Linked DNA regions of Mus musculus: regions 1 and 2 are each linked to region 3. The links are chromatin loops, found by intact Hi-C in ENCODE. Cell type or tissue: left cerebral cortex. All regions are shown on one strand. Each heading gives the region's core, and the rest is flanking DNA. Links, peaks and the distances in the headings are about the cores only. Region 1 overlaps Ano6 (anoctamin 6). Region 2 overlaps Ano6 (anoctamin 6). Region 3 holds the start of Ano6 (anoctamin 6).

Region 1 (10,549 bases), core at 948-8,947, 140 kb after region 3:
CAGCTCTCCAGCCCTGTCTGTTTTCTTTTTCATATTCTGTAGCTGTCATTCTTGTTTCTCAAATAGAATTGACTTTTATGTGACACAATGGGGCTTATTTGCATTCATGTTCTATCATGTATCATGAATTGAGCTGTCTGTTCCTATTGCCTAAATCGGGGGCCAGATCTTTGGATATAGGTAGGAACCTTTGCGTGTTTTATTTTATGCTGCTGTTGGTGGTTTAGACTGTGTCAGCTGTGTCTAATTGGTCTGGTATGGACTTTGGGTCTTCTGTGAGATTTGTAGAGCAATAGAAAAAGATCCAGCAAGAATCCTGATATTCCCCACGCCCTGCCACCAAACAATTCTGAAATCATAGCGCAGATCTTCCTCACTGTATATGACAAAGTTTTATAGTATTTTTTCATATAAATCTTAATACATCTTTGATTAGATTCATTCCCAAACACTATACTTGTGAAACTACTAAAAAATAATAATATTTTTAAAAATGTTATTTCCCAATTGTTTCAAGTGGATAAGGAGAAAATCTCTTTTTATTTCCCTGTGTATACTTTATATATTAATTCCGTGTCCACAAACTTTACTAAAAATGCTCTTATTATCTCTGGGTTCAAGGTGAGACCTAATGCTACGATAAATACTAGGATCTCCCTGTCTTGAAAAAACAAAAAATAAAAGAAATAAACCAAACAAACTAGGATCTGTGCAGGGGAGCGGTGTGGTCTTCAGTTGCTCATGGAAGCAGAAGTAGTAATGTGATTCCCACATCAAATTCAAATAGCAACTGGAGGGGTTTTATGGAGAACGGTAGGGTCCTGGGTGGTGTGCGGAGACAGCTGGGACCTGTGACAGGCTGTGGTTTCCCTCCTGCTGGTGTTCAAAGCCTTACATTGATGGGCTGTCTGTGCTTTACAGATCCAAGCAAAGCCATTAGGAGGACCATTTCTCATAGCCCTGAGTTAAGAGAACGCTTGGACATTGTATGGAATTCTCAAAGAATTAGTAAAAGATATTACATTAAAATATGAGCGCCGGAGAGATGCCTGAGTGGTTAAGAGCACTGACTGCTCTTCCTATGGACCTGGATTCCATTCCTAGCCCTCACGTGCTGGCTCACAACCGTCTTATCACTCCAGCCCCAGGAGGATCCAGTGTCCTGGCTTCTGTGCATATGGTGTGCAGACATACATGCTAGCAAAATACCAACAGAAATAAATAAAAATAAAGGCTTAAAAGATTTGAAATATGTTTTAAAAAAACCCCAATTTTAAAAGAAAGGATGTAGATCATTGACTGTTCTGTGTGCTTTTAGAGTTTCTGATTCATAGGTTTCATTTCAGTTTTGTTGCTTGTCATGGATGGACTCGGATTTTATCACGTTGATAGAATATGAAAGCCTCTTTCTTAACGTTTCTGAGTTGTTTTATTTCTTTTTTTCTTTAGCAAAGAGGTCTGTGATCCTGACATCGGTGGCCAGATCCTGATGTGCCCCCAGTGTGACAGGCTGTGTCCGTTCTGGAGGCTGAATATCACCTGTGAATCTTCTAAGGTAACTTTCAGCATTCCAGATGTGTGCAGAAAATAGTCACTTTAGCATAGCATATAGAATTATTCTCCCTCTGAGGAATGTATAAAGGACTTTCATAAATGAAGTTTCCCCCACGCTGGAAGGTAGCGTCCAGTCCACATGTTTATTCTGCATTTACAGATCATAAAGTGACAGTGACCACTTCTCAGAAGGCTCAGGGGAAGTAAGGATGTGGTGGGCCTGAAGCTACCTAAGGAACTCAGTTAATCCAAACGGAAGTTCCAAAGTCAGCTTGAGTAGAGATTTTGTTTTCTCGAGGCTGGGGGCTGCCCTTCCATGGAGCTGTAGCCTCAGCCATACGTGTACCATTGCAAGTGTTTGCATTCATTCAAATGAGTAGAAGCCTAAAATGTGTGCTTGTAGATTTGTACTTAAAAACCCTGCAGTTTGTACAGCTTGTGTTTTCTGCTTTCAGCACGTGCAGACACTCTATACCTTTGGATTTTTTAAAGGCTCTTCTGCTCATATTTAGACTATATCTGTTACTATAAAAGGAAAGTTTTGTATTTTGATGATAAAAGATGCTTGGCACAAAACATCCTCACAAAACACTGCTGACACCCCGAATACTGGCTGGTGGGGTGAGCTCTTAAGACCCAGGAAACTTGGGTCGAACCTTGAGACAGGAGGGAAGTGTGCTGAGAAGCTGTGAGCTTTGACAGACAGCTTGACCTCTTAGGACCGCAACGTTTCAACCTGTAAAGTGGGAATGATTCCACCTACATCATAGGCGCTTTATCTCTGGATGTAAAGAAATAGCCTGTCACAATAGACTACTGGTCTCTGATATGAATTTTGTCTTGCCATGGGAGACCAGGAATCGTGTGTTCCTGGAGCATTCTGACATAATCTATCAAAGTCTGTCATTTAAGAGTAATGCTAGAGTATTAATTTCTTTTTGAACTTTATTTTAGACTTATTTATGTGAGTACACTATCGCTGTGTAGGGCATTAGATTCCCAGGACAGATGAGATGGTCATGAGCCACCACGTAGTTACTGGGAATTGAACATAGGACCTATGGAAGAGCAGCCAGTGCTCTTAACTTCTGAGCTATCTCTCCATCTTTTATACTTTAATTGTGTGTGTGTGTATGTGTGTGTGTGTACACAAGCAAGTGTTAAAGTGAGAGGAGAAATTTTGTGGAGTTGTTTCTCTCTTTCCTTTTTGGAGAGGTTCCACATCACAGACTTGTGCAGCAAAGCAATTTTTCCTGCTGAGCCATTTTGAGAGTACTCTTCAGTGTTCTTATACTGATTACATCACCTTTGACACATAGCACCTGTGATGTAGGCAGAATCACTCTCCCATTTTACAGGTTGAAACACTGAGGCCATGAGAAACTAAACAGCCTGTGAAGCTCACACAGTTAGGAACTGGCAAGGACAGGAGCTACAGCAGATCTGCACTGCCCACCATGCCACATTTCTCACAGACTGGTAGCACTGGGCACACAACCCTGAAATCCAGATTTGTGTTTGAAAAACTTTCCCCACTACTAGTTATGATGACAGTGGCACACTGTCAGCCTAATTGATTTCTATACTTAACTAAGATTAAAGAGGATTTAACTGCCTGTCCCTTGAGCCAAGGCAGTGCCCAGACTGAACTAGAAGACTGTGCAGTGATTAGTAAGACTCAAGGAAGCCGCTGGCTGATGGCTTTGGACAGATGAATCACAGGCAGTTGTTAGCGCATTTCCCCAAGGCTCTGCACCCAAGCAGTAGCCGTGTACCCACGAAGCCACAGTGGAAGGTCTGCTCTGAAGACATCCATTACACTTCCCTCCCCTCGCCACTTCATTCCTTCGGCTCTACCTACAGTACCTTAGCTGAGGACTTTCAAGTGTCTTTCATTGTTCGGGGTGGGGGTTGGGGTGTGTGTGTGGTGGTCTTTGGTTCTGTCATGTTTCCTAAAGGATTTCTTGAATCTTGTGGGAGCCATTTACAAAGCGAAGGACACATAGATAAGAATCGGAGAGAAAGGATGAAAGGGGTGGGGTAAGGGTGAGTGGGGTGGGGTAAGGATGAGAGGAGCGGGGCAAGGATGAGAGGGGCGGGGCAGGAAAGATGTTTCTGATTTCTTCCATCCTTATTACATTGATTCACTTACTGATTTCTGCCTCTCCTCTGAAGAGCTGTTCACTTGTGACTCCAATAAAATGCTGACTTGGGGCTGCTCTTAATGTAGCCTCTGGACCACTGTGCCAGCTCAGCTGCCCATCAAGATAAGCTAGGCTTCTAAGCAAGCCTGTACCTTACCATCTCCCCTACTCCTGCTTCCAAAGGGCTCTCGGGACAAAGCAGAGAGAGGCCACATATCTACTTAGTAGCATGGCAGATTCATCTATGCCCAATCTTGCCCTGGGGTACCAGGCACATCCCTCACTGGGAACTAGGCAGTTGGCCTGACTTGTATCAATTCCAAAATGGGAGTGACAGTGGATGGGGTCTTGAGGAAGGAGATTTCACATGTGGGATATTTCTCACGGCACTTTGTGTGAAGCTATTTGCTGTAAATGGTTGAAGGACATTTCAGAGCAATGGGTCCCCAAAGGCAAAGAGAAAAGATACAGAAAGCATCATTGGTGGGACATCCAGGCATAACAAGTATATCTTCCTTCACCTGGAGATTTTTCTTTTTAAAGAGGGGTTGTCTCCTGAAACCATTTAGAATCATGCTGTTCGGGTAAAGTTCACATGGATGAGGGAGGCACTTGTGCCTGCTATGGAAACCCTGAGGATAAGAATGTAACTAGATACATAGTTTCTGATCATAACTAGATAGTTTCTAATGAAAATAAACAATGACTGTGTTCGTGAAAATGACACAGCTTTGAATATAAAAGGCAACTGAAACAAAGAAACCTATCTCGGCAGAGTACACTTCCCACTTAGAAACACCTTTGAATGTCACAGTTGTAGAAGTTCCCCTGGATCCTCTTCATGGCCCCCTTATCCCCTTTACTCTTCCCATGGCCTCTGGTAAAACAGGCAGACAGAACCCACTGCTCCCACTTAGCCATTAACTTTGTGAGTCCTTCCTTAAGGAAGTTTTTAAGTGCTCACAAATGAAAAGATGGTAACTGTGATGGTTTGTATATACTTGGCCCAGGAAGTGGCATTGTTTGAAAGTGTGGCCTTGCTGGAGTAGGTGTGTCACTGTAGGTGTGGGTTTTAAGTCCCTCATCCTAGCTGCCTGAAAGCTATTTTTCTCTTAGCAGCCTTCAGATAAAGATGTAGAACTCTCAGCTCCACCTATACCATGCCTGCCTGGATGCTGTCATGATAATGGACTGAACCTCTGAACCTGCAAGCCAGTCCTAATTAAATGTTTTCCTTAGAAGACTTGCCTAGGTCATGGCATCTGTTCACATCAGTAAAACCCTAACTATGACAGAAGTCAATTAGATTTTTTTACCCAGCCAGTCATAAAGGCAGGCAGCTAGGCTATGTATCCATCACCAAAGAGGTGGAGTTTGGCAGCCGTGGTAGCTCCGCCTCAGTGAGACAGTAATCCTTTCTGGTAATTGTACCAGTGCCATCAGCAGAAGCACCTGCATTGCCTTGATCCCACTGAAAATCCTCATCATCGCTTACAGATGCAAAGCCTTCCTCGGGTGGGTGGAAGCAGAAGGCTCCTGGAGGAGAGCCATCACTACATAAACTCAGCTTTGTATTTTTTTTTTAATAAGGAAAGGAATATTTCTGGAATTTATCCTCTGAGGGGACTGAGACACTGATAAGAGGCAAACCATAAACTTACTTAGAGGGCACTGGATCCTTAGAGCCGTTCGCTACGTTCTCCCACTCACTCTGACAGCTCATAAAAGAGGCTTTAACGGCCTGCAATCTTAGCAGATGTGCCTAGTCCTTTATCGCCGTGTGGGAAGATTCCACTGGAAAATGTACTCAAGGCTCAGACGGCGAAAGCTGTTTGCTTTTAAAATGCGAGAAATTCCATCTGTGGGTATGTCATACGTGTGGTGATTGTTAAACCAGCATTGGGCTCAGCAAACACTGCAGGCTGCAGAGTGTACGAAGTGTTACGTATTTGCTGAATTTCTGATAAGTGAGGAATTGATTTATTTATGCCTTGCTGCTCTGTTTTCCAGAAATTGTGCATCTTTGACAGTTTTGGAACCCTGATCTTCGCTGTATTTATGGGAGTGTGGGGTAAGTTACTTTCAGTTTTCTCTCAGTTTGATGGTGTCTGTGCAATTTTGTGTAAGCTATTAAATTCATGTACTTTTAGGACCATGTTCTGGCTGAACCTCCATTCCTCCAGAGCTTTGCTGGTAGTTGTCATTCGATTTTACTGTATGAAAATTTACCTCAGAGATCCATGGCTTCAACCACACACGGTTTCATTCTTTTTTGTTTTTGTTTTTTTGTTTTTCTTCTCTCAGTTCCCTGAGTCACACATGGCCTGATCTCTGTGGTGAGCCATTGGCTTCTCTGTAAAGAGGTGATATAGCAGTAAGAAGCCTGGCCTGGTCTGTGGGGTTCCAAATGGTGTCACCCTCAAATTATCTAGCCTAGGATTCTGTATGGGTCTTCAGAGATACAAAAGGACGCAAAGGACCACAGACCTCAATGGGTTTGGCATTAAGGTTATTATTGACATTTATTCTTTGAGAATGTCATACAATTAAATCTGGTCATATCCACCCCCTGCTTCATGTCTCAAGTTGCCCCCGATCCTCCCCACTGCGTCTTCCTCTCAACTTCATGTTCTCCTTGTCTATTCTGAAATAGCTCACTAAGCCCAGTTGGCGCTGCCGGGGTGTGCATGGGCTCTTGGCCAGCTTCTGGAGCCTAGGCAACCCTACCTCTGGCCAACCCTCCAGAGGAGAATGTGTCTCCTTCCCCAGGCAGCTGCTGAATGCCAGCAGCTCCTCCAGTAGAGATGACTTTTGTGAGCTCACCCCTAGTCTATGTTGTAATTTGGATTGGCTTATTGTGGGCAGGTCTGGTGCAGGTAACCATGGCTACTATGAGTCTGTGTGTATAGCAGCCATGCCTTATCCAGAAGATAATATTTCATGGTACTCTTCCCTGTCCTCGAACCATTAAATTCCTCCCCTCCCGATCCCCCTCTCCTCTCCCTCCTCTCTCCTCCTCCCCTTCCTCCCAGTCCTCCCCCTCCTCCTCTGCAGTGATACCTGAGCCTTGGCAGGGGTCTGGTAAGAGATGTCCCATTTAGGGCTGAGCACAGGGAAGCAGCTTTACCGACATGGAGAGCATCCTAGAACTATGGGTTTAAATTAAATGCTCAGACAGCTTGGCTGCATGGCCATTTAGCAAAGTCCCAACAGTAGGTCCCACCTTAGGGATTATGATCGCCTCAGGTCTGGGCTCTTAGCTCGGCTTAGAGTACCAGGCCTGACTTCTGTCCTGTGCAGCACACCCCAAATCCAATCAGAAGGCAACTGGCTACCCTATAAAAGTCATGCCACAACTGCACCCTGGGTACCCACAAGTGCAACAGCGACATTGGGCCCATGATTATAGTATTTGCTAATGTCCTGGCAGCTGAAGCAGCAAGGCAGGCATCCGAGCCTGAGGGATGGAGTGGAGGAAAGGACCCAGGGGTGTGAGTCACTGGAGGCCATCACTGTTGTTTCGGTGTCCGTCGTCTCAAATGCTAAGAACCAGAGCTCCTCTTTCCCCTGCCCCTCCCCCTCTCCTTTGACTAGACAATCACAGGAACCTCGTTAGTCCCCAAATACAAAATCTACAATAATCCAAAATCCCAGTGTTAGTGTAAATCAGCGCTCAGCATGTTTCCATATTCCAGGTTGGTAGATAAGGAATGCTTATTCTTAGACTATAACAGTCCCCACAGTTAGAATTCAGCCTGGGGCAGGGGCAGCAGTGAGGAACAGGAGAATGCCCGTGAGCTTGCTTCTTTTTATAGTTTTATAGGATCGGAAAGTTTTTAAGTATATTTCACTGTGGTAATAATAGCCAGTTCTCTGTAATAGAAAAGATGCGATCTTGACGCGTAAGTTCTGCCTAGAAACTGGATGTTGTTTGTCCCTTTTAACGTGGGTAGCATCAGTAATATAGCGAGGAAAGCATTTCATTTAAAAGCAGATGTCTGAGTGTTTGATTGGCGTAAATACTCTAACGTAGAGGAAAATGTCCCACCATCAAGGATACATGCATTCGATTTCCACTTGTGTCTTGTGCATTGAGATCAGCAATGTCAGGTCACAGGAAAGTGTGGGGAAGAAACCAGGCCACACCTCTCAGCTTGAAAGGCAAGTCTTTAGTGTGTGCACACACACAGAGTTGGGGATTGGGGTTCCTTGCAGGGCAGGTGGTGGCTTTACCTGTGAAGGGCCACCGAATGGTACATTGTACCCTTAAGAGATACATTGTACCCATGTGCTGGGTGGTATAGAGAGAATCTTACACATCTGGATGGATGTTATACCTGTCAATAATAAATCTGACCACTTGTAGCCTAGGTAGGAAATAGAAGGTGGGAGGGACACCTGGGAGGCAGAAAGAATTCTGGGATAGCACAGGCAGAAGATCAGCCTGGGAAGATGTGACAAGACAGGTGCAGGGTACCTGAGCACAGTTAACCAACCAGCCATGTGGCAGAATGTAGGTTAAATTAATTAGGGTATTTTAGTTTTGATCTAGTTAGAGCCTAGCTATATGGCCAAGGTATTTATAGATATATTTTTGAGTCTGAGTCTTTATTTCTGGGATCACGGGACTGGGAGTAAGAACTGGGCCTAACTTCTACAGGGTGGTGGTGGCTGGCACACGCCTTTGAATCCAGCACTCTGGAGGCAGAGGCAGGTGAATCTCTGAGTTCTCTGAGTTCGAGGCCAGCCTGGTCTACAGAGCAAGTTCCAAGACAGCCAGGGCTACACAGAAAAACCCTGTCTCAAAAAAAAAAAAACTATAAATAAATAGCAAACCAACCTCTGAGTGGCAAGGAGAGAGGGAGAGAGAAAAGACTGACCTGTGGATACTGTTCAGGGACACCGAAATCTAAGGTGACCACACTTACCCAGTAAGAGGCCCTGTCCTTCAGACACTTGGCATGTTTTACTGGAAACCATGCACTGAGAGATATGGCACAGAAGCATAGAGCAGGCAGGGGGTGCAGCTCAGCAGGAGGATGCTTGCCTACCGTGCCTACCATGAGTGACGCTTTGGGTCAGATCCATGTATTAGGACCCTCTGTGTTGCCCTCCACTGTTGTAAATACATCACCTTCCTCCAGTAGTAGCCAGGGAGCTACGCACGTAGGTCAGTACTCTTAATGTTGTGTGAGCCACAGCTTGTGATCTCTACAGCTCTAACAGAAGACATTTTAAGTAAAAGGAAAAAATATATATTAATTTTGATGAAGGAAGGACAAAGCCCAAATTTCCCTAAGTTTCCTCTCTCTGATCGTTAACTGCACCCTGGTTGTAGAACTGTCATGCATCAGGCTGTCTGCCAATCCTGTCTGACTTTAGGATGCAGAAAGCGTCTCTGCTTTTTGCTTGTGGTATCGTATGTACATCTTTAAGGATATCCATCTGATGAACTCTCTAAGTGCTTTACAGCAGTTTCCTCATTACTTCTGCCTTCTGAGGACTACTGCTGTGAACCTCATTACAGAAAAGTCTGAAATTGCAGAGTCGAGGCGGCAGGAGGCTCTGAAGTCATTGCTAGCCTCTGCCAATCCTGTGGCAGCTCCTCCCGCACAGCGTATCTGGCACGGACTAATTCTCCGTTCTCTAGATGGAAATGGTAAACGTTGAGGGCGGAAAAGCTTTTATAATCTTATATAGTACTAATCACATACATACCTAGAAATAGCCCGCATTTAGGCTGCACCAACCTGGGAGATTTGGGGGAATTCGTGGGATCCTAAGCACAAGCTGTGGTTAAAACAAAGATTCTGAACACATCCCAACCTCATTTCTCCTTCCCTGACTTTCCCTGGCTTAGACATGTGGTCATACAATACCATTTTTTAATGATCACATTTAAGGGAGAGTTTTAAACAAGGTGTAGTGATTTCTGGGAAAGATCCATGGACTCAGAAAGCGCAGCACCCACACTTGGGAATCAAGAAACTGGTCCCTGGGCCGGAGATGTTCCGGATGCTCTCGCTTCTGTCTCTGTTTCAGGGACATACAACCATGGCTAATGAGCATTTTAAGTCATTTCTAGTACCCCAGTGCAAGAGAGTCTGGGTTAGGAAGGTGGAATGGGGCGAGAAAGCCGATTTACCATATAGAACATTGTACATAACGGCATCTGAAGAGTTTTAAGACTCATGGCAGAGTCTGAATGCATCCACCTATCAGAGTTTATGTCTTGCCCTTTTATGTTACAGAATGTAACACTATACCACGCTCAACAATTTGGTTTTTGTGTGTGTGTGTGTGTGTGTGTGTGTGTGTTTGGGCATCTTTATCCAATACATACTTTCTTAGATAGAATGCTGTCATAATTAAGATAAGATCCATGCATCACCCCCTCATCTCTTATTATGTTGGTGGGTACTGGCAGAATTTTAACTGCATCTAGTTGACCAGAGCGGTGGTTCTCAGCCTTTCTAATGCTGAAACCCTGTAATAAATATAGTTCCTCCAGATGTTGTAGCCCCCAACCATAAAATTAATGAATTGCTACTTTATAACTGTAGTTTTGCTACTGTTAGGAATTGTAATGTGGATATCTGATGTGCAACCCCTGTGAAAGTGTCACCCCTCCCACCCCCAGGGGGTTGTAACCTACAGGTTGAGAGCCCCTGGCCTAGAGCCTCCTGGTATATGGTGTGCCTGGGTACTGAAGTACAGTGGAGCCCAGCTTGTTATATTGCAGAGACATGGAGCAAAAGATACAGGATAGCAGTTCCTCCCATTTGGGACACACTGCATATTGAATAACCCTGATAACTCCCAGGAATACTCCAAACATTGGGTAGCTGCAC
Region 2 (10,549 bases), core at 957-8,956, 95 kb after region 3:
TCCGTGAAATCACTGGGAGCAGCTGAAGGGTTTTGTCTCGTGTGGGACTTGAGCATGTTTGTTTAGAAGTGTTAGTATGGGGTGAACTGGAGAGCAGTGAGTATGTAGTGTGACTTGTGATTCAGCCACTGAGAGCCCAGCACAGGGTGGGTGATACCCCAAGGGTCCTGAGGGTTGGGGAGACAGCTTTAGAAGGAAACTTGAGATGAAACTGGAGCCAGAAAGGTCAGAGGTTATCTGCACTGTATTTTATCTCCCCAGTCCCTCCTAAGGGCATTGTTAGAGAAACAGACACAATCTGGGCGTTTCTGTAAAAGGTCCCCATAATGACTTTGTCCTCCCAGATGACTGAGAATGCTTCCTTCTGATAACGCATTTCCTCTTCATGCTCCTGCCAGAGGCTTCCAGCCAGTGTTCATTACTAGGGTCCAACAGTTGAAGTTGTCCCAGTGGCTAGCACATTTTCTTCCACCCGCCTTCTCTGGCCCAACCTTTTATCTTTATTGACTGTTCATTATTGTTCCTGCACTCACTCTCCGTGACAATGACATGCCTTCTTTTAGCGGGTTGCTCCTGCCGGGCAGCACAGCAGTTCAGGGTTCATACTGCTTTTGCAGAGCTCTTGGGCTCCTTTCCAGAGCCCATGTCAAGTGGCTCGCACTCCCTCTAACTCCAGCCTCAGGAAAGCCGGTGACCACTTCCGGCCGGCCTCCTAGAACCCTGAACGTACATGTAGAAACCTACACTCAGGTGCACGTGCATTTACATAATAAAGAATAAATCTTTTTTTTTTAAAGTGTTTTTGAAATATACCGAATGGAAGGGCAGAGTACAGTTTAGTGGTAACCTTTATAGCCTTAGCATACTTTCTTTATTTGGGGAACAGGACCTTCCACTTTAGTACTTTATTTATTTATGGAACGGGACCTTCTTCCACTTTAGTTCTATTTTCCTCAAACTGAAGACAACTAACGTGTCTGATACCACATACTAAAACACCAAGGCTCAGTTTCATAGAAATTCATCAAATTTAACCTGGATTCTACTTCAAAGTCAGCTAGAAGCAGTGAATGATAGAGTGTTACAGTGCCCACTAAAGGCAGCTCATAGCTAGGAAAGGCATGAGAGAGAGAGAGACAGAGAGAGAGAAAGAGAGAGACAGAGACAGACAGAGAGACAGATGGAGAGAGGGGAGAGGGGTGGTAGGTATGAACACCCAGGGATGACAAGGTTCAGGAAAGGACACATTTAAGTAGAGAGCACCGATGGGTCTCCCTTACTGACCTTTGTCTGTACCCCAGACTTTAGGCTGATTGTCTCAGCAGAGAACACGGTCTTTTCGCCATGGCGCTAATCCTGAAAGGATAACATGCATACACCAAGGCATGTGACTGATTGTCTGCAATAGAGTTGGGATTTGAGCCTAGATCTCCTGGACCCCAAAGTCCTCATTCTTTTTTCTCCTTTTGGCTTCCTAAGTAACAGTATGCAATATCTTGTTTTAAGATACCAAAAATGCCATATACTGTGAGAAATATTCAGGCATAAAAGCTTAGCCACTTTTAAGAATGTGTGTGTATATGTATATATGAATATGCATATATATGTGTGTATATAAACATACATATTCATGTGTCTGTTTATGTGCACATATGTATATATGTTTATGCATGCATGTGTGTATATATGTATATTCATACATATGTATATATATGCATATGCATACATATATGTGTATATATGCATGTATTATATATATATATATATATATATACACACACACACACACATGAATGCACACATACATATACATACACACACATATATACACAACTCCTAGCCATCTAGCCAATCAGCTGCCTTTAGTGGGTACTGTAATACCTTATCATTGACTGTTTCTAGCTGACTTTGAAGTAGAAGCCAGGTTGAATTTATTGAATTCCTATAAAACTGAGCCTTGGTACATTAGTGTGAGATATCAGACACTCCTCAGCTCTTGTCAACATATACACACATAAACATATATATTTAAATATATACACACATACGTATGCATGTGTATCTTTCTGTGTGGGTGTATGTGCATGTGAAATCAGGTGCCCAGAGAAGCCGGAAGGCATTGGGTCCCCTGGAACAGCATTTACAGATGTTTGTGAGCTGCCTGATGTGGATGCTGCCAACTGACCTGTCATTTGCAAGAGCAGCAAGTGCGTTGAACTCTGGCTGTCTCCCTGGCTCTATTGTGAGCTTGTTCCTTTGGAGCATTTAATTCATAGACCATTTCTAACAACTGAGTGAGGTTTTATGAACTCTCATTTTTATTCTTCCCTGTGATGCATTTTAAATGCTTTCCTGCCATTGTCATAAATGAGTCGTTGGGACTGGGTGTTGTGGATCCCATCCCTGCACAACCAGCAGCACTTCTAAGACGGCCTGAGTCGAAGGGGGAAAGCAGTATCTCTATGAGTCTGACAAATACAGAGATGGATGCTTGCAGCCAACCATTGGACTGAGCACAGGGGTGGGGGGGTGCTCCAATGGAAGAGTTAGGGGAAGGACTGAAGGAGCTGAAGGGGTTTGCAACCCCATAGGAAGAACAACAATATCAACCAACTAGACCCCCCCCCACCCCCCAGAGCTCCCAGGGACTAAACTTTCAACCAAAGAGTACACATGGAGGGATCCATGGCTCCAGCTGCGTATGTAGCAGAGGATGGCCTTGCTGAGTATCAATGGGAGAAGAGGCCCTTGGTCCTGTGAAGGCTCCATGACCCAGTGTAGGGGAATGTGAGGGTGGGGAGGTGGGAGTGGGTGGTAGCGGGTGGGAGAACACCCTCATAGAAGCAGGGAGGGGGATGGGATGGGGATTCCTGGGGATGAAACCAGGAAAGGGGATAACATTTGAAATATAAATAAAGAAATATCCAATTAAAAAAAATCGCCCAATGTATGCTGACCTACATGGCCCTCTGTTTCCTGAGACTCTAGGTTTTCCTTCCTGTTGATTTCAATGAAATTAAAAATATCAGTTTCCACAGTAAAGGTCAATGGCTTGAGAGGAGCGTGGGGCTTAGAAAAACTGAGGGAGAGCACCCCTGCTGAGTACCCTGAGCAGATGAAGAGCACCATAGATATCTTACCACGTCAAGAAAACCCTTAGGTGACTGCCAATCTCATGTCACCAGGGGTGTGACCTTAGGTGACTGCCAATCTCACGTCACCAGGGGTGTGAAAGACTGCAACCTTGAGGGAGTCTGTGGAAGAAGAATTGCACAGGAGGGAAGATCTGAAGACTTGCTGTGTTCCACCATACCCACAGCCGTGCTCTGCTTAGCTCACAGTCGGTCTGGATAGCTGTATCAGGAAGAGCACAGTCAGTCTCTGGATAGCTGTATCAGGAAGCTGGAAGTCTAGATAACTGACTCAGCAAACTGCAGCGTTCATCCTGAGCTGAGGAACCTGTTGGCCAGCGCCTCTTTATTTAGAAACAAAACAGAGACTATTGACTTGGGAGCACTGACTTGAACAATGGAGCAAAGGGGGTGTCTTAGTCAGGGTTTCTATTCCTGCACAGACATCATGACCAAGAAGCAAGTTGGGGAGGAAAGGGTTTATTCGGCTTACACTTCCATACTGCTGTTCATCACCAAAGGATGCAGGACTGGAACTCAAGCAGGTCAGAAAGCAGGAGCTGATGCAGAGGCCATGGAGGGATGTTCTTTACCGGCTTGCGCAGCCTGCTCTCTTATAAAACCCAAGACTACCAGCCCAGAGATGGTCCCACCCACAAGGGGCCTTTCCTCCTTGATCACTAATTGAGAAAATGCCTTACAGTTGGATCTCATGGAGGCATTTCCTCAACTGAAGCTCCCTTCTCTGTGATAACTCCAGCTGTGTCAAGTTGACACAAAACTGGCCAGTACAGGGGGGCAGTTTGCAGGTATGAGTTTGATGAATGGGACCTATGGGGTTTAAGATATAACAAATTAGATATGTTAAAAGTAGTTGAGATATCACTAACTAAGAAGGAAAACACAGGTGGGTGGGGAAAAATATAGAGTTACAAAGTAACATTGAAATTATTGTACTGAAGACCAAGAATCCTACGACTTAGCTTACAGGTAGGGCACCATGAAAATGCACCAAGACACCAGGAACTGGTGAGCATTGTTTGGGTTCCAGCTGATTCTGGAATATAAGGTGGGGAGCTTTTTCTTAAATGTTCAAAAGTGTAATGTAGGGACAACCATCTTGTTTGTGGTGGAAACCCCACAGCATCCTTCTGAATATGGTGTAGACTAAGATTTCAGATGGAGTCAAGGTTTTATGCCAGCGGATGGACAATGAACCCAGACATACTGACCTGGGCGTCTGAGACCTCAGGAGGCCAGCCTCCAGGAGGACAGTCCTTCTCTCTCACAGCTTGGATTGTACCAGTCATCTTCAGCTGGATGCTGCCTCGTATCTAGAGGGCAGTATGTTGGAAACTCCTTGTAGACACACACTCTCTCTCTGTCTCTCTGTCTCTCTCTCTCTGTCTCTCTCTCTCTCTCTCTCTCTCTCACACACACACACACACACACACACACAGCTCTTTTGCTCACACTGCCACTGACAGCTGAAAATAAACAGATACTGGTTTATTCTAGAAAAGGAAATTATACAAGAGCTTCCTCGGGCACTTTCACTTTTCCTTCTCATCGTTTGATGTTTCTTTGCTGTTTTATTTCTTGTTTTGAAGACTAAACTGAGATTCCCCCCACCCAACACCCCAAAGGTGGAAAGCCCATAGGAAAACAGGAAATTAAAAAGAACGAAGTTGTGCTGATGAAATTGGTCACACTGAAGCCCCCAGGGCTTACGAGAAGGCTGTGAGGGTAGCTCCCCGCCCAGCAGGATGGCACCTGACTGGAGTCTCCCATAAGACTCCATTTATTTCCATAGCTAGTTAATTCTCTATGTGTGGTGCTTTGGGTGGGACCCAGGGCGGGGCTAGTAACACTGAGTCATCTCCAGGCCTAATGGATTCCTTTTAAGGAGATTTTATTTCAAAGGTCTGTCTTCATTATGCCTTCCAGTCTAGTTCAGAAAATTTAAGGATATCTAAAATTGTGCAAGAATGCCACTAGACAAAAGAACTGAGCCCTTGTCGTGAGCTGGAGGGAAATGGTAACAGTGATGCTGGCAAACGCACACGCCAGATCAGGAGGCCGTGGCATGTAAGAAGACATTGTAATGATACAGTCCGCTATTTACAGGCGACCACATCTGTGCCTTGTAAGAAATAGCTGAAAATAGCAAGTTCTGCCACTTGGGGGAAAATGTGGAAATAATTTACAGCTAAAAGATAGCATTTTTAAGAACTTGACATCAAATTTAACTTGAAACCAAAACCTCCATCAGCCAAATAAGTAGAAAGTTCTAAATATAGAGAAATGTATGGGTTGGAGCGCGTAACCAATGTTTGGTGGTTGTGAGGGTAGCCTGTAATCTGTGATGAAAAGTCAGCCGGGGCCCTGGTGACCTTCTGAAATGAGTTTAATGTCCAGATGAAAATAACGGGGTCAGCGCCGCGGAACCCAGGGCAGGCTGACGGTGCCTGGAGTTTGTCTCCCTTTTCATTCCAGGATGCACTTGGGACACATGAGCACTTTCCAAGGTCTCTCCCTACACAGTTCCCTGTCTTCCCCATAACCACAGGCTGCTGCCTCTCTAACAGTGTCTTAGCCAAGATTACTCTGTGTCAGGTAGACACCAGTGTCCCCAGTGGTTACGGAACACTACTTCTGCAGATAGCTTGCTGGGGGCCTCCTTCAAGAGTGCACAGGCCCCTCTGCTGGCCCTTCCCTCCTATCCCCACCACGGGGACACCACCTTTGAAGACATACAGGTGCTCTCCCTGACTTAGCAGTCCTCTTGTGGCCATGGGGTTTTCAGACTGAATCATATAAAGGTTCTGTGAGTTTGTTCTGTGCTGTTCTGGTGCCCTCTTGCCCCTTTCCCTGTGTGGTCTCAGATTTCACCACCAAAGCTCAAGAGAATCTATTAAAGAGTCCAGTTAGGTCAAAGGTGGCAATAGATACTACTTAAAAGTGTAGTAATTCCTTTGGGCGGGGCCTGGAATCATGCTAGTGTCCTGTAGTTACGAGGAGCAAAAGAAAAAAAGGAAAAACCCAAAATACACGGTTTGGCTGCGGTAGTGGGAAAGTGGAAGGCTGTAATCTAGGGAGGGTGGCGCCCGGCACACTCACATTCTTACACTGTGCTGGTGGGTGTGTGATTTGCATGATGGCTTAGCGACTCGTGTATCAGAGGCATTTGAACAGGCCGTAGCGCTTAGAAATCTGCTTCCAGAATTTAGCCTAATGAAATAGTAATTGAACATGTGCACATATACATATGTACAAGAAAGCACACTGCAGCAGTGTTTATAGAAGCAGAAAATTGGAAGCAACTTCTGTGTTCATCAGTGGAGGAACTGTTTAGCTAAATTATATTGCAGCTATTAAACATGATGATTCAGAGCTTTATATAAAGCTAGGAGATGTCTCTGATCGATGTTTGTACAACAGTGCGTGCGTGTGGTGCCATTTTAGTTCATGTGGATGGGAGTGGGCTTGGAAGACTACTCTGTAAAAATATTTCAAATCTCAGCTCATTTCTGAGAGCTGGGGTTACATATGACTTTTATTTCTCCTTTATACTCTACCATGTTGCTTGAAGTTATTTTGTATTTTGTAAGGAACATAATTTTTTTTTTCCATTAGGAGAAAAAGAGTCTTTGTAGTTTGGGAGGCGAGGGTGGGAACTCTGGGGTCTTAATACGTGGAGAGGCCCAGCGTGTCAAGTGCTGGTCATGGCCTTGGGAACAGAGAGCCAAGGGGAGACTGATTTCTGCAGAAATCCCTGGGTTTTTCCTGAGTGCATGTTGATTATCACAGAGTCAACACCACATGTTCTTGGAACATCCTGGGGTACACTCTAAAAACAGCCCTCACTCCGGGGCCTATCCTCGGAGAGTGGGTGCCTTTGCTTGTTTCTCTGAAGTCAGCAATGTGGAATGCCTAGTCTGGTCAAAGAGAAGCTCCTGTATGCCGGCTCTGTGTGCCCACAGACTTCTGCTTCCCCTGTGACTAATCTGTTACGTCCTTCTCTTCCCTCCCCTGCTTTCTTCAAATATTTGTCTTTCCCCTCAACCCTCAGCCTCCTCTCCTGTAGCTGCAACCCTGGGACTTTTTTGGCTCCGTATTTGGCTTATGACATTGACTGTGGTCATTTGCATTTTGATCAAAATAAAGGGAGTGAAATTTGTCCTGCTTTGTAGCATGCTTACTATATTGTACAGAGGAAAACACTTCACTTATTTATATCTTGTATCTTTCTAGTTGTTAGGAAATGGACCTATGCCATTGGTAGTATGCAAATGAAGTTAAGTTCAGTGTTTTGAGATCTGAATAAAGGCTTTTGCTTGAGCTGAACTTGGTGTGTGTGTGTGTGTGTGTGTGTGTGTGTGAGAGAGAGAGAGAGAGAGAGAGAGAGAGAGAGAGAGAGAGGTATTTCAGAGTTTCTGCAGAATGGATGGTACTCTATTTTTAATTTAGTTCTGTTATGAACTAAATTATGCCCCTTCCTCCCCCCACATGGTCTCAGAATTAACTACTTTATTTTTCTAGTCATATAAACCACAGAGAGCAGTTCTTGCTACCCTCATATTGCTCTTTAATTATATGAAAATTTTAATATTTTTCACCGTGCAGCTTCTCAGCTATTGTGGGAAAACAAACCTTTCCTACAGCCTGCTTTGTGTGACGTGAATGCAGTTAACCCAGATGAGCTTGGGGCACTCCAGTGTTTCAGGATATCGGGAAATTTCTTCAGATGCAGTCAGTTTCGTCGTCCAAGGCAAGGAAGGGTCAGACGGCCTCATGCATAAGGATGAGTTTGAGCAAAGATTCCAGGAGAGCCACATCTCATCCTGATTGTGAATAAATAATTTACAGTCAGCATTTTGGACGATAATAGATTCTGCTGCAGTGAGGTGGGGTTCCTAGGCAGGATTTTTAAAGACCCATTTTGATGATGTTTGAAGCATGTGAGTCTAGACCAGTGTTGACAGGTTGTTTTGTAGCCGCAGAAATACTGACATCAAGGATCCTGGGAGTGTTTACCAGTTCCACTCTGCCTGCCCTGAGTGACACAGAGTACCTGCACACATGCAGTCCTTCCCTCAGGCCTGTGTCACCCCTACACCCCTGTCCATCCAGGAGACAGACTCCACATGGCCCTACCATTTCCCTCTGGAGTGATGGTAGCATCCTCTTTAAGGGAAACCTCAATGCCACATTTCAACCAGATTGCTGAGGTAGATTTCCGCGCCAAGTTGTTACTAGAAAAGATTCACGTTTGGGACATTGTCTCTCAGGCACTGCCCTGCAGTAACCTGCAGTTACACTTGAGCCAGTGGCGGGGAAGAGGCTCTGCATGGGCTTCCTTAGCAACAGCCAAGAGGACGGACAGGATTTACCTTCTCAAATTCACACTCCTTTGAAGGCACTGGGCAAAATAACTCAACTTTCTTCTTTTACCCTTTGAAAATTCCATACATGACACGAGATATCTTGAGAGTGTCGGTTCTTTCTCTGTCTCACCCTCCTACCCCCACCCCCATATCTCTGTTCTTATTCCCCCAACCCCTGTCTTCTCCCGAGTCCATGTCCTATCTCTCTCCTAGCATCATGAATATTTAACTGACCTGACCTAATGTAGGTAGCCACAGTTGCTATTCAATTCATGTGTCCAATAGCTGTGTCCTGTTCAGAGGACAGCACTTCACAATAGCCTCTGCCTTTTATACCACACTCCTTACCTTCTGTGATGTTGCTTAAGCCTTGGGCAGGGGTGTGGGGTGGTGGTGGTTACATAGATGTCCTATCTATGGCTGAGCAGTTACAGCCTTACTCTCAGCACTTTGAACAGTAATGAGTCTCAACATTGACCACTACCTACCATATATATATACATATATATATATGTGTGTGTGTGTGTATGTATATATATATACACATACATATACATATATACATGCATATATACACATACATATATATACATACATATATACACACATATATACACATACATATATATACACATACATATATACACACATACACACATACATATATATACACACACATATATATAATTTTCCTTATTCTTGAAAGTGCCATAGATGTAAACAATAAAATGTGATCATATCCAATACCCCCTCCCCATTTCTTTCTCCAAGCAACTATCTTAGTTGCTTTTCTCTAGCTTCAAAGAGACAACATGACCAAGACAGCAACTTATTAAAAAAACATTTAATTTGGCACCTATGGTTGTGGATATGGAAGGTTAGAGTACATGATTGCTGTGGCAGAGAGCATAGGAACAGGCAGGCATGAGGCTGGAACAGAGAGAAAGAGAAATATCCAGGAATGGCTAGGGTTATGTGGAGTCTGTCTCCTGGATGGACATGGGGTGTAGGGGTGAGAGGGGCCTGAGGGAAGGACTGCATGTGTGCAGGTGCTCTGTGTCACTCAGGGCAGGCAGAGTGGAACACTCCCTCACTGGTAAACACTCCCAAGGTCCTTGACATCAGTATTTCTGTGACAGCAGGCCTTGCCTCCTAATCCTTCCCAAACAGTTCCACCAACTGTGGACCAAACATTCACATATATCAACCTATAGGAACTATTCTATTCAAACTACCACAGTCCCCCACCCAGCTTCATGGATGTGGGAGCATGCACAGCACCTACAGTGAGAACCAGTGGGGAAAGAGTAATTCTCTCTCCCACAGCGGCTATCAACAGCCAAGCTCTCTGTCTTAAAGGGTGGAGCTTGGAGAATACTTTCCCTATCTATGCTGGAATTTTGGCCAGCTTTTTCGGCAGGTAGTCACTGTTGTTATGAGTTCACGAATCTAATACCCACGTCCAAATATAAATATTTAGAAGGTAGTTCCCTCAAAGACATGAGGTTCTCAACCTTCCTCACATTGCAACTCTTGAATACTGCTCCTCATGTTATGGTGACCCCGCCCCCCTCCACCAACATCCGAAATGGGGAGCCCACAACCCATCAGATGATAATTTTTTTTGGTCTTACTTTGGTGCAATGACAAATGAGAGTGTATGTTGTGGTTTGCACCCTTATCAAAGCTGAATCAGGTTGGGTGGGGTTATAAACAGAGTGCATTATAGACATGCTGTTGTAACTAGAAGTCTGCAAAGCTCTTTCAGGAAGAAGGTGAATCATACAGACTAGAAAGGTTGCTTATTGCCTTGACATTGAAAACTTATCCCCAAGACTTTTGGGGTAAAAGTTTGGGGTCTCTTTGATGAACTTAAGAATTAAATGTCCTCAGTGAGAAAGCTGGTAGCTATATATAAGCTCTTGTCACTAAAATGAGTTTACCTAATAAATCATAAACTTTTTCTGTAAGTATTTCTAAACTTGAGCTGCTAAAAAGGAATGGTTGAGCTTCATACGTGTTGACTGTTAG
Region 3 (10,549 bases), core at 1,360-9,359:
AACCTCTACGCTCTTCTGATTTCCACTAAGGAAAGCAGCTTGGCGGTTCCTCGAACAAACTAAAACTACCACGTGACCCAGAAATCGGATGGAATCTGTGTCAGAGAGTGTGTGCTCGCAGGTGTGCATTTAGCACGGGTCATGACAGTCAAGGGAGAACGTCAAAAGCCACGTGTGGTATCACATGCGGGTAATCCCAGATGTCCTGAGGTGGGAGAAGGAGAATTAGAGGCCAGGCTGTACTTCGTAGCAAGTTCGAGCCCAACCTGCGTTATCTAGTGAGACTCCTACCTTAAAAAACAAAAACAAAAACAAAACGAAATGTCTAAGCAAAAAAAATAGGACCTGAAGATGTAGCATAAGATGGAAGCATTATGTGATGTGATATGAATAAACCTGAGGATATTATACCCTGTAAAACAAAGAGTCGTGGAAAGACAAAGATGGCATGATTTTGATTCTCGGAAGAACTGCTGATTGGCTGAAAACAGATCTGGCTGTATCCTAGGCTGATGGAACTCCTGGGCCACCGCATCCTAAGTGTTGGAACTTCAGGAACATGGCCACGATAGAATTTACAAAGATGTGATTGTTTGTATATGTTGGGCCCAGGGAGTGACACTATTAGAAGATGTGGCCTTGTTGGAGTGGGTGTGGCCTTGTTGAAGTGGGTGTGGCCTTGTTGGAGTAAATGTGTTACTGTGGACTTGGGTTTAAGACCTCAACCTAGCTGCTTGGAAGCCAGTATTCTAGCAGCCTTCAGATGAAGACATAGAACTCTCAGCTCCTCCTGCACCAAGTCTATCCGGATGCTGCCGTGTTCCCTCCTTGATGATAATGCACTGAACCTCTGGTCCTGTAAGCCCCAGTTAAATGTTGTACTTATACGAATTGCCTTGATCATGGTGTCTGTTCACAGTAGTAAAACCCTAAGACAACAGGGCAGTCTCACAAAGGCAGAAAAAGAAGTGGTGTTGTTTCAGTTACAAGAATAAGATCTATAGATTTACAGTTAGTCATGATGACCACAGTGAAGAATAAGGCACTGCACGGTGATCAGTACCATTTGGGGACACACACACACACACACACACACACACACACAGGCTTTTTAAAAATAAATTAGAGGATTTCACTGCGTAGCCCTGGCTGGCCTGGCAGCCCCCTGGAGCATTGAGAACATCGGGACATGCAGCTCTAATGGACCTCTTAATGCCCTGAGTTCTCTTTCCAGTGATTTGTGCAATGAGACAAGTTGAACTGCTTCATGCCGTACATGGACTCTCCTGGAAATTTTCTTCCATTATAGCCCCGCTTAAGGAGCTATCAAAAGTCTTGCTTTTTATCCTTCCTGGTAAGTGGTCTCCTTCTATGTTATCAGTAACAGTTAGTGCCAGGTCCTTTCAAAGAAGGTGCTCAGCAGAAACTGAGCTAATAGGCACTTACCACTGCTCTAATTGGCAGGTTCTCACCATCCCATTAGGCCACACCCCCCTGTGCTACGCCTCCTGGGAAGATTTGCATTTACTTTGCCTTCTGCCTAGAACATGCCCTTCAGATACTAGTTGCATACATTAATCTTCAGTTTCTCCAGGTCTTCCCTAAAATACCGCAATAGATAAGGTGGTTTGGGTGTGTGGAAGCCAGGAAGTAAGCGCAGCAGTATTTAGCCATGGGCTGGCTAAAGCAGACAGGGGAAGGGAACCAAAATAACTCTTACTTACGGAGCTTAAACTGTCTGCTTTCCACTCTCAAGATTATTGGTTTCTTTGAGGATCTGGGGTCACTCCTTGGTTCATGCAGTTTGAGGGTAGAGATTGTAAACTGAGATTGGGCCTGCTAAGTTTCAATGGCATAAGAAAGGCCCAAGAGACGGGCCAGTGTGTCCTCAAATCTGGGAATATGGACAGAGATTTAGACTGCAAATGAAAGGTGCGGTAGTCTCCACATACACAATTTTCAGGGGTCAGTGGTGGTCCTGTAACAAGTCCCTCTGCATGGAAGCACCCAAACATCCCTTCCTGGAGAGAGGTTCCTTGAAAGTCAGGAAGGAAGCCTCCTCATTGTCAGGAAGTACCTAAAACTTACAGGACTCTGAAGCCCCGCCTCCAACGTTATATAAACAGTAACAGTGGTGGAAGATAGATTTCCCAGGTCTGAGCTGCTTGAAGTAAATTCTAACTTGCTGAACTGCATACAGGTCATTCCCAGAGTGCCAAGGAAGCAGAGCTCTAGGGATGCCTGTGCTGGTTTGGATTTTTCAATGATGCATCTGCCTTTAAGCCACTAGCGTTCCTCCAACACCAATACACTCACTGGCTCACCATACTGGACTCGAGTGGAGCTGTTACTTGGTTGTTCTTCTGGCTCAAGCAGATGTTTGCTAATGCCTCTCTAGAAAAAAATCACACAAGAGCTACAAGATTAAAAAAAAAAAAAAGTAAGGGCACAGAAGAGACAGCTCACTGGTTAAGAGCGTCACATCAGGCTGCTCACAACTCCAGGTCCAAGGGGCCTAACGCCCTCTTGTGGCCTCCACAGGTACTGCACTCAAGTATACAAATGGCACACAGACATATACAAATAATTAAAACTAAAGCTAAAATATTTTTAATTAATTAATTTTTTTACACTCCATATTTCATTCCCCAAAGCTAAAATATTGTAATGGTTAGAGTTCTTTGTTCAAAGAGCATATAAGGTTCTGTAGCTGTGGAGTCTCCAACTAATCTGTTGGTGGTCTGACTAACTGCTTTTGCAAAGGCAGAAGGCGAGCCAGGTACGTCTCTCTGGCTTTTCACTGCAGTCCACATGGCTGAGATGACAATCTCTGTGTGAGAGAGACATTCTTTGCTTTTCAGTCTGGGTGATTGAGGTTCTGGCAATCCAGGTAAGGGACAGCTGCCACCATGCCTCACCTGGTCATGATCCTGACCCTTTGCCAGTGCCCAGACTTCTAGGGTGGTCTCAAGTATGCTCAGGAGGATTGCAGAGATTGAAGAATACAGCAGCTGCTTGCTAGCCCATTTTACAGAGACCTGGAAATGACAATGAGGTATTGCATATGAATAGAGGCATTGTCCCATCTGACCTCACTGACAAAATTAAATTTCACAGACAATGTTATTTACAAAGTCAAGGTTGCCTTTTGGGTGGTGGTGGTGCACACCTTTAATTTCAGAGTTTGGGAGGCAGAGGCAGACAGACCTTTGGGTTCGAGACCAGCCTGGTCTACAGAGCAAGTTCCAGGACAGCTAGGGCTATACAGAGAAACCCTGTCTCAACACCTCCCCACCCCAAAAAAAGGAAGGAAGGAAGAAATAAAGAAATAAATATAAAATGGCAATTGTAGGGTTTTAAATTTTTCAGGAGCTTTGGAATATAGGGGCCTGTGTGAGTACACTGTTTGGATGCCCATAGAACTTTTCTTTCTTGGTTGGGATAGATAGTAGTTAAAATTGTAGAACAGCACCAGTTCTATATAGAAGGAGAAGAGGGCTGAACACTGAAGCCAGTGGAGTACCAGCATCCGAAGGCTGGGCAGAGAGAGCATCCTGGCTGAAAACAAATGAGTAGGAAAGTATTTGGTTTGTGACCCTGACTTTGAAAAGCCTTGCAAACACAAATACTGGCCACATAATGCCGCAAGCATTTTATCTCACAAACTATGCATTACACAGACATTCCCCCCCCCCTTAGGATTAAGAGTATGGCTCCTATATAGGACTATAACTTAGATTATTTTTGCAGCATATATTGATCGATTGAAAAAAAATAATGCATGAGAAAAAAAACTGTAGGAAATGCATTAATGTACCAAATGGGGTGTACTAACAATAGATGCACAGCTGGCCTAAGTAATTCAATTTCCTTGTGGCAACAGTCATGTCTACACAAAAGACCACAATGGCTCTGTAACACTTATCAAGCAAGAAGCAAAAGGCATCTATAAAATCTCTTACAATTTCCAAGTGACTCACTGAGACTTAGGTCAGAATCAAGCCCAAGAATTTTCGAGCTATAAAGTAGCTTTAGGTCGGAAGATCCAGAACTTCTACATCTGCTGAGAGAACCTAGCAGGTCAGTGATGAGACCGGGTGGGTTGGAAGAAGTGGGTGGAAAGGCCTCTGGAGGCACTTTCTGAGGTGCATATAGTAAAAGGGCCACCCCAACACTGGCTATCTGTGGTTGCAGACAAGATGCTCACCTATCGGGCGGTCAGGTGAAACAGTGGCAGTAACTCCTAGGCAGAGATGAAGCGACCACTGTAAAAACTTTTAGTACCGGACTCAGCGGACTCAGCGCACGAAAATCGCCATGGCTAAATGAAGATGGAAACTTCCTCCTGCAACCCACACACCTCTGGAACCGAGAGTTCACTAAAGCCTTCCCTTCCCTTCTCAGTTCCCAGTCTGTCCTGAAGCCGAGTTTTGCTTCAGAGTCCCCCTGCTTCGGCCTCTGGAGGGCTGGCATTATAGGTCATAACTGGTATTACAGGTCGCAGATGGCATTTCAGGCCATAGGGGTCATTGCTAGCATTACTGGTCCCGGCCTCTCTTCCTCTCTCTCCCTCTCATAGTCTCCTCATCTTCTCAAGATCTCCAGAGTTCTGCACTTACTTTTCATGTTACAAGTAGTCTTCTTTGGTAAAAACCGGAGCTTAAGGAGCAAGGAGAGCGTCTCCTGGACGTTTTCTCTAATTTGTACTGTCCTTTAGTGCATATTCGTGATTAAATTCCTGCGTTATTATTGATCGCAATGTTTTTTCCCTTCAAGTGAGAACATTAACTATGAGGTTGGGACTATAGATAAGTGGAGAGTACTCCCTTAGCACGCCAGGGGTGCTGGGCTGGACTCCTAGCATCTGAGAGGCGAAAGAGGAAAAGGGTAAGAATATAAAAGAATAAAACACACAGTGGATGTAGTAGTGTCTTGTCATTGAACATTGACTAGGAACGGGCTCAGGAGGCAAGTGCTTCTCCAGGGAGTGAGCGACAACCCGGGCACTGCAGGGAAGCCACCATTCACCAGCGTCCTTGAGAGCAGCTGTGCAGACCCAAGGACTTGGTACTCCCGCCGCATCTGCGCCCCAGTCCTTGGGTTGTCAGGGCGGCATTCCTTCACTCTCTACCGTCATTTCCCCCTTTCGTTTCTTTGTCCTTCCTGGTACTACAGTTTCCCATATTGTCTTATTAAAGAGTTTACACGTAGCTATGGCGTGTTTTGTTCGGCCTAGTTCCGGGGCTTGGAGGGCACCCCGCGACCACTCCCCGCATGTGCTCCTTCGGGCGGGGGCACAGGGGCTCTCCGTGCGCACGTGTGTCGTTTTCCTCCCCCACACTAAGCGGGCACCTTGCAACGTCTCGTCATTCTGCAGATTAAAGACCCTCGTGAGCTCATAGAAGCCGGCCTGCCTCTGCGGCTGCAGCGCTCCCCGCAGGCGCGGCGCGGCTCGCCCGGCTTCTGCCACTCCCCTTCCCCCAACCCCCCCAGCCCGACTTCCTCCCAGGCTCCTCGCAGCCGGGGCGGTTTGATCTGGGGCGGGAGCGGCGGCGTCCCTCTGGGCATGCTCAGTCGCAGGCTGAGCAGCGCCTGCTGAAGCAGAGCGCGGGCGGAGCGCAGCGGGGCAGTGCCGAGAGGGCAGAGCGGAGCTTGCGGCCCGAGCCGAGCGGAGCCGAGCGGAGCCGAGAGCAGCCGAGTGACGGTCTCCGGGAGACATGCAGATGATGACTAGGAAGGTCCTGCTGAACATGGAGCTGGAGGAGGACGACGATGAGGATGGAGACATTGGTGAGTGCCGGAACCGGGGCCAGGGCAAGGGGGATCCGGGGCGGACGCCTCTGCGCGGAAGCCGAACCTCCCAAGCAACTTCGGGTCTTTTTCCTGCGTCCGCTCCGGGCGGTGTTTTGGGGGCCCCTGCTCCCGGGTTCACGACACACCTGAGCCGGATTCTCCGAGGCCACAGGCTGCGCCGCTGCACCAGCCCGCAGAGACACAAACAAAAGGGCTGGAGCCGCGGGCGCGGGGCAGGGACGCGGGGCGACGCCGGGCGGAGGACCGTGGCACGTTTCCATCAGGCCTCCTGGATGTCAAAATGTTCCCTCTCAAGGCCTCCAAACACTTTACAAAGTAAATTTAGGAGTTGGGTGTGGCTTTTCCTTCCTTTCAGGTTTTGCTCACAGACCAATCAAAGGAATTTGGTAACTCCCAGGTCTAGACGAACTTGGGAATTCCACGCCGCGATTTAGCCTTGGCCTTTCATTGTGACAGCGGTTTATCAGGCACTCCTCTTTGTGGAGAGAGCAAATAGTATTCCTTTTTAAGGAGAGGAGAAAAGTGTGCCCAGGTTAGCCTTCCTGGAGCCTCACACTGTCAAGTAGAAGTTTCTGATTTCCCAGAGTTGAGCAAGTTAAGGCTCTGCACCTGGCGGCTGATTGGGTAAAGGATGTAGGATGCTCTTGTCTCATGAGACTGAACAGTTAAGTGACCGTTTACATAAAATACCACCCACGGGAGCAGCGTTAAAAAGTTACACTCGTATTAGCACAGTTAGTTTCTTAGGGAAATATTCTTGTCTGTCATAGTGAGGCACTCAAGTGAGATCCAGCCGGAATAGAAATTGACATAAGCAAGAGGCTCTGAGTGTAAGCCCTTGCTGCCCTCAGATTTCAATTTAGAAAGAAAATCTAATTTGGTCTAGCCTCTGTTACATGATAGGCATCATAGGTTGTCTTCAGACCCTGCCAGTAGGCTGGCTTTGCTTTTACTGACCCATGTAATTCATGCTTGTTCCACGAAGTAAAACAGCCGATGTAGTTAACTACCTCTGCCTCTTCTTACTGTAGCCTCCAGTATTTAGATTCATACTTTAGATAGCAGACAGCCTGTTTGGACAGGCAACGTTTAAGCAGGTCCTGGCAATTTTTGGTTGTCCTTTATTGAATTATGAATTTCATGTGGATCATAGTTATGTTTTTGTCCCAGACGTTTTACCAAACCTATGAACGTTTATGTTACTACAGAATTATAAGCCTTCTTGAAGGTTTACTGAAGTAGGTTGATAGACTATTATGAACTAATTCTAAATCCAACAGTGGGAGAGGAGGCGCTGGTGAAATGGAGGACTGCAATTGAAACCTCTGCCTCCAATCTTGTAGTGTTAAAGCTCTTGGTTAGTCTCTCTCTTCGGGACTCCTCACTAGAGGGAGCGTTGTATAGTTGTTTAAAGCATAATCAGCGCCCATGTTAATTTCTGTTAAATTTTGCTTAGCTTTAAAATTCAGAGCAGGAAAGTTACTTTGACACGAGGCCCCAACGTCATCTAAGGCAAACCTCAAACAACGAAAGTAAACCATTTTAAAGTAGAAGATGTATCACGGAGGTGTTCCACCCGCGTGTGTGAAGCCGAGTCTTCTGGGAGGCCGGGTTGCCCGGCTTTATAAACAGTTACTTCAGGTTGTTGCTCGGTACTTAGAGAACTAACTCTGGCCGTTGTTCAATATTTAGGTACCGCTTTAGGTGCAGGAGTAGCCTCCTTGCCTGGCATGAACCCACATGGAGAATTGAAAATGGTATCTTTCCCATGGTTGTCTTCCTTGTTAAGTCGTGACCATCGGAAGTAACCCAAAAGGTGCAGTGATGAGTGAACCCATGGGGCACAGTTTTTTGTTTTTTGTTTTTTTGTTTTTTTTCTTTTCTTAAAAACTTGCTCAATTTTACCAAGGAGCCACAGAAGTCCTGTGTGGGCAGCGGTTGCAGAAGTGCCCTGGTGGAGATGGCTGTAACTGCAAGTCTCGGAAATGCAGAGTGGTCTGTCCTTGGCAGCTTTTGTCTCCACACTTTCCACCTCCAGTTTGTCAGTTGATTCAGCATCACTTCCTCTTGATTTAAAACGTGATATAGGACAGGTGAGATGACTCAGGGGGTAAAGGCACCCGCTACCAAGCTCCAGGACGTGAATTCAATCCCCATGGAGGACGTGAATTCAGTCCCCATGACCCACATGATGAAGGAGAGATTATTATACTTCCACATATTCTCTGACCTTCATTTCTGCTTTGGCTCTCTTACACCCCCCTCCCCCATCTTAAAAAAGGAATAGCAATAGCTTTCATGGCAGAATGTAGATGCTCTTGGTTAATATATTTCTTCAGTGCCTCTCACTCCTCTATAGTTTGTATAATACTATACAAAACTATAGTTTGTATGATAGGTTTAAAAAGGCTTTTATTTTCTTGGATTACCTGTGGCTCAAACTCTGCTAAGGGAAAGTAGTCCTAGACCTGGCTGCTCTCAGGAAGGACTCAGGCTTCAGATGGATGCGTTTGAAAGCTCTCGGTTTGCCGTCCGTTTCTGGTCGTTGACTTTGTGGTTTCTCAGACGGATTGTCTGTCGCCTGGGAAATGGACCGAGGCCATGTTAGATGATGGCCCAGCCATTTCTCTGTCCTCTTTCGGTGTGGCAGTCTCAGGAAGACTTATCTACCCATGTAAACTATTCCCGAGGTCCATTTCATGTTTAATCATCCCCCACTCTAGTCCTGGTCTGTTGGACCTCATGAACAGTGGTGGAGTAACCCTTCTGGGCTAAGGGCAGATGGCTGTGGGGTAGATGGGGCAAGGCACACAGCCCTGTCCCAGGGCGGGGGGTCCCTTGAAACATGAAAAGTCCCTTGTAGAGGGTGGCTTTATTGAAGTGTATGCGGAACTATGGGAGGACGGCAGGAAAGGGAACTTTCCAGAAGAGGTGGTGGTTAGGCTGTGGAAAGCCTACGCGGAGCAGAGATGCCAGGCTGGAAGGACATGGAGGGACTCTCCTGTGAAGAATCCTCCAGACATTTTAAAGATCTTGAGCTGTCTGTAACTTGGGAGCCCTAGAAAGATGTCTTAGAAGTAAGGAGGAGGGAGATGGTACTTACTGTAAACCCTCCCAGGAGTTGGGTTTAGAAGTGGCTGCAGTGATCCAAGGTGTAAGGGTTGTGTCCCGGAGCTTACAGGAGGAGGAGCATCTCCAAGCATCCCATTCTAGCTGTCGAGTATAGTGTAAGTCCGCCTCTTGAGCTGAGTGGTAGGAAGGATGGGTGGGGTGGGGTGGGGTCTGTGAAGTCATACTTTTCTTGGCTGCTTTGGCTTGGGCCATTGCTTCCAGCCTCAATTCCTCTCTTTCCCTGTGAGTCATCCTCCTCCCAAGCCTGTTGGAAACTCCTGTAGGTAGTGCTGATAACTGCTTCTCTAAAAGACCCCAGTGCATTCTCACACCCCTTGTTTCTAACCTCTATATACTTAGCCTTCATTTATTTGTTCTGCTCTTGTGTTTCATGATCTTTACTCTTATTATCTCTCTATCACGACATATCTCTCTGTGTGTGCTATTATTTATTATGCTACTGTATGTGTGTGTTATTTACTTATTTTTATTTTATCATTTTGGAGACACAGTCTCTCCTAGGCAGGCTGTCTCTTTGGACTCTTTAAGTAGCTGAGGCTGGCTCTGGACTCCCGATCTGCCTCCTGAACATACGATTACAGGCCTGAGCCACCACACCTGAATGACTCACTCCTGAGATAATTGGACATAAGACTTAACGGTTTTATAGCTTTGTAGAAATCTCTTCTGTGTTATCTGAAGAATACATACTCCTAGTTCTTCTGCTTCATTGCACACCTTATTGCCATAATCATTTACTAGGCTGTAATCAAGGGTGTGTCAAGAGAAGTCCTGGTACGGAAGTAGTACAGAGGAGAAAGCTTGGAACCTTGCCAGGCTAACTGTAGAGCAGTGTGGGCGGCAGAGCCATCCAGGAGGCCTGGGAAGGCAGATGATGGGGCTATGATTCCTAAAGACACAATGGGTTAACCTCCAAATGAACCCAGTACTGCTACTCCCAGCTTATGCATTATATTTTACATTCATGTGTGTATGTGTGTACATGCATGCATTTTTTTTTTTAACAAAAGAATGAGGATTTAAAAAACCAAACAAACTGTGATCAAAGTCTTTTCTCTTTCGGCCTGGCCTTGCTCAGTTCCACACACTGTCATGTCTCGCTGTCCACATTCTAACTTCTGAGTCAAACAGCAACTTTCCAAAATGTCCCCTAGCCTTTCTCAACTCTTTGGCAACCTCACTGTTCTGCATGTGACAAATGAGCCCTCAGAGAATTATTCTGAAAGAGCATGTGGGGGCGGGGCTGCCACCATGGCATGTACGGCTGGTTCCCCTTTCCCCTTTAGAAGCCAAGAAATTTGGATCAAACACTCCCAGAGACATCTCCACTAGAGATATGGTTTTAATCCTGAGGTTTGCGGGAGATAATTCTGTATTATTAGGAATTGCCTGCTATGTGCCCATGGTAGAGGGTGGGATTGAACTCCGCTGGTAGTGTTTGTAGTGCACTAGACTGAAATGAGTGTCTTTTAGTAGAAGTTTTCCTGTAGCGAACGCTTTGTCTCGCATCACCAATACCTCTTGACCAAAAGCTGTGGTCTCACTGTGAGATGCTTCCTGTTCCTCGTCCTGATGCTTTATCACATAGTAGGTGTTTTAGGAA

What was found. Hi-C counts contacts between places; a loop is a spot of excess contacts. Peaks named below come from ENCODE experiments on the same cell type or tissue, not always from the same donor. Only the 100,000 strongest peaks of a DNase experiment are listed, where the experiment ranks them.
Region 1: a loop joins it to region 3, with 3 times the contacts of the local background. A loop is called at or near these places in 10 of 42 quality-filtered maps.
Region 2: a loop joins it to region 3, with 3 times the contacts of the local background. A loop is called at or near these places in 9 of 42 quality-filtered maps.

The regions. Positions count from the first base shown.
Region 1 is chr15:95,926,075-95,936,623 of GRCm38, forward strand. It overlaps Ano6 (anoctamin 6), which reads left to right. Exons shown (of 20, transcript NM_175344.4): 9 at 1,450-1,555; 10 at 5,709-5,769. Among named protein-coding and RNA genes, the nearest start is that of Gm41389, 19 kb to the left of the region's middle. In left cerebral cortex, for the core only: no CTCF peak of the experiment used is centred there; DNase peaks (open chromatin) are centred at 5,167, 5,501 and 6,399; H3K4me3 peaks cover 525 bases; H3K27ac peaks cover 1,702 bases.
Region 2 is chr15:95,880,445-95,890,993 of GRCm38, forward strand. The region is part of intron 2 of Ano6 (anoctamin 6); the gene reads left to right. Among named protein-coding and RNA genes, the nearest start is that of Gm41389, 26 kb to the right of the region's middle. In left cerebral cortex, for the core only: a CTCF peak has its summit at 1,107; DNase peaks (open chromatin) are centred at 1,104, 5,141, 6,302 and 7,059; H3K27ac peaks cover 1,425 bases.
Region 3 is chr15:95,785,267-95,795,815 of GRCm38, forward strand. It overlaps Ano6 (anoctamin 6), which reads left to right and starts at 5,577. Exons shown (of 20, transcript NM_175344.4): 1 at 5,577-5,790. The coding sequence starts at 5,718. A130051J06Rik (a long non-coding RNA gene) reads right to left here. Exons shown (of 2, transcript XR_875618.2): 2 at 2,623-3,038. In left cerebral cortex, for the core only: CTCF peaks have their summits at 2,545 (motif pointing left), 4,797, 5,404, 7,761 and 2 weaker places; DNase peaks (open chromatin) are centred at 2,525, 5,132, 5,619, 6,456 and 1 more place; H3K4me3 peaks cover 2,085 bases; H3K27ac peaks cover 1,389 bases.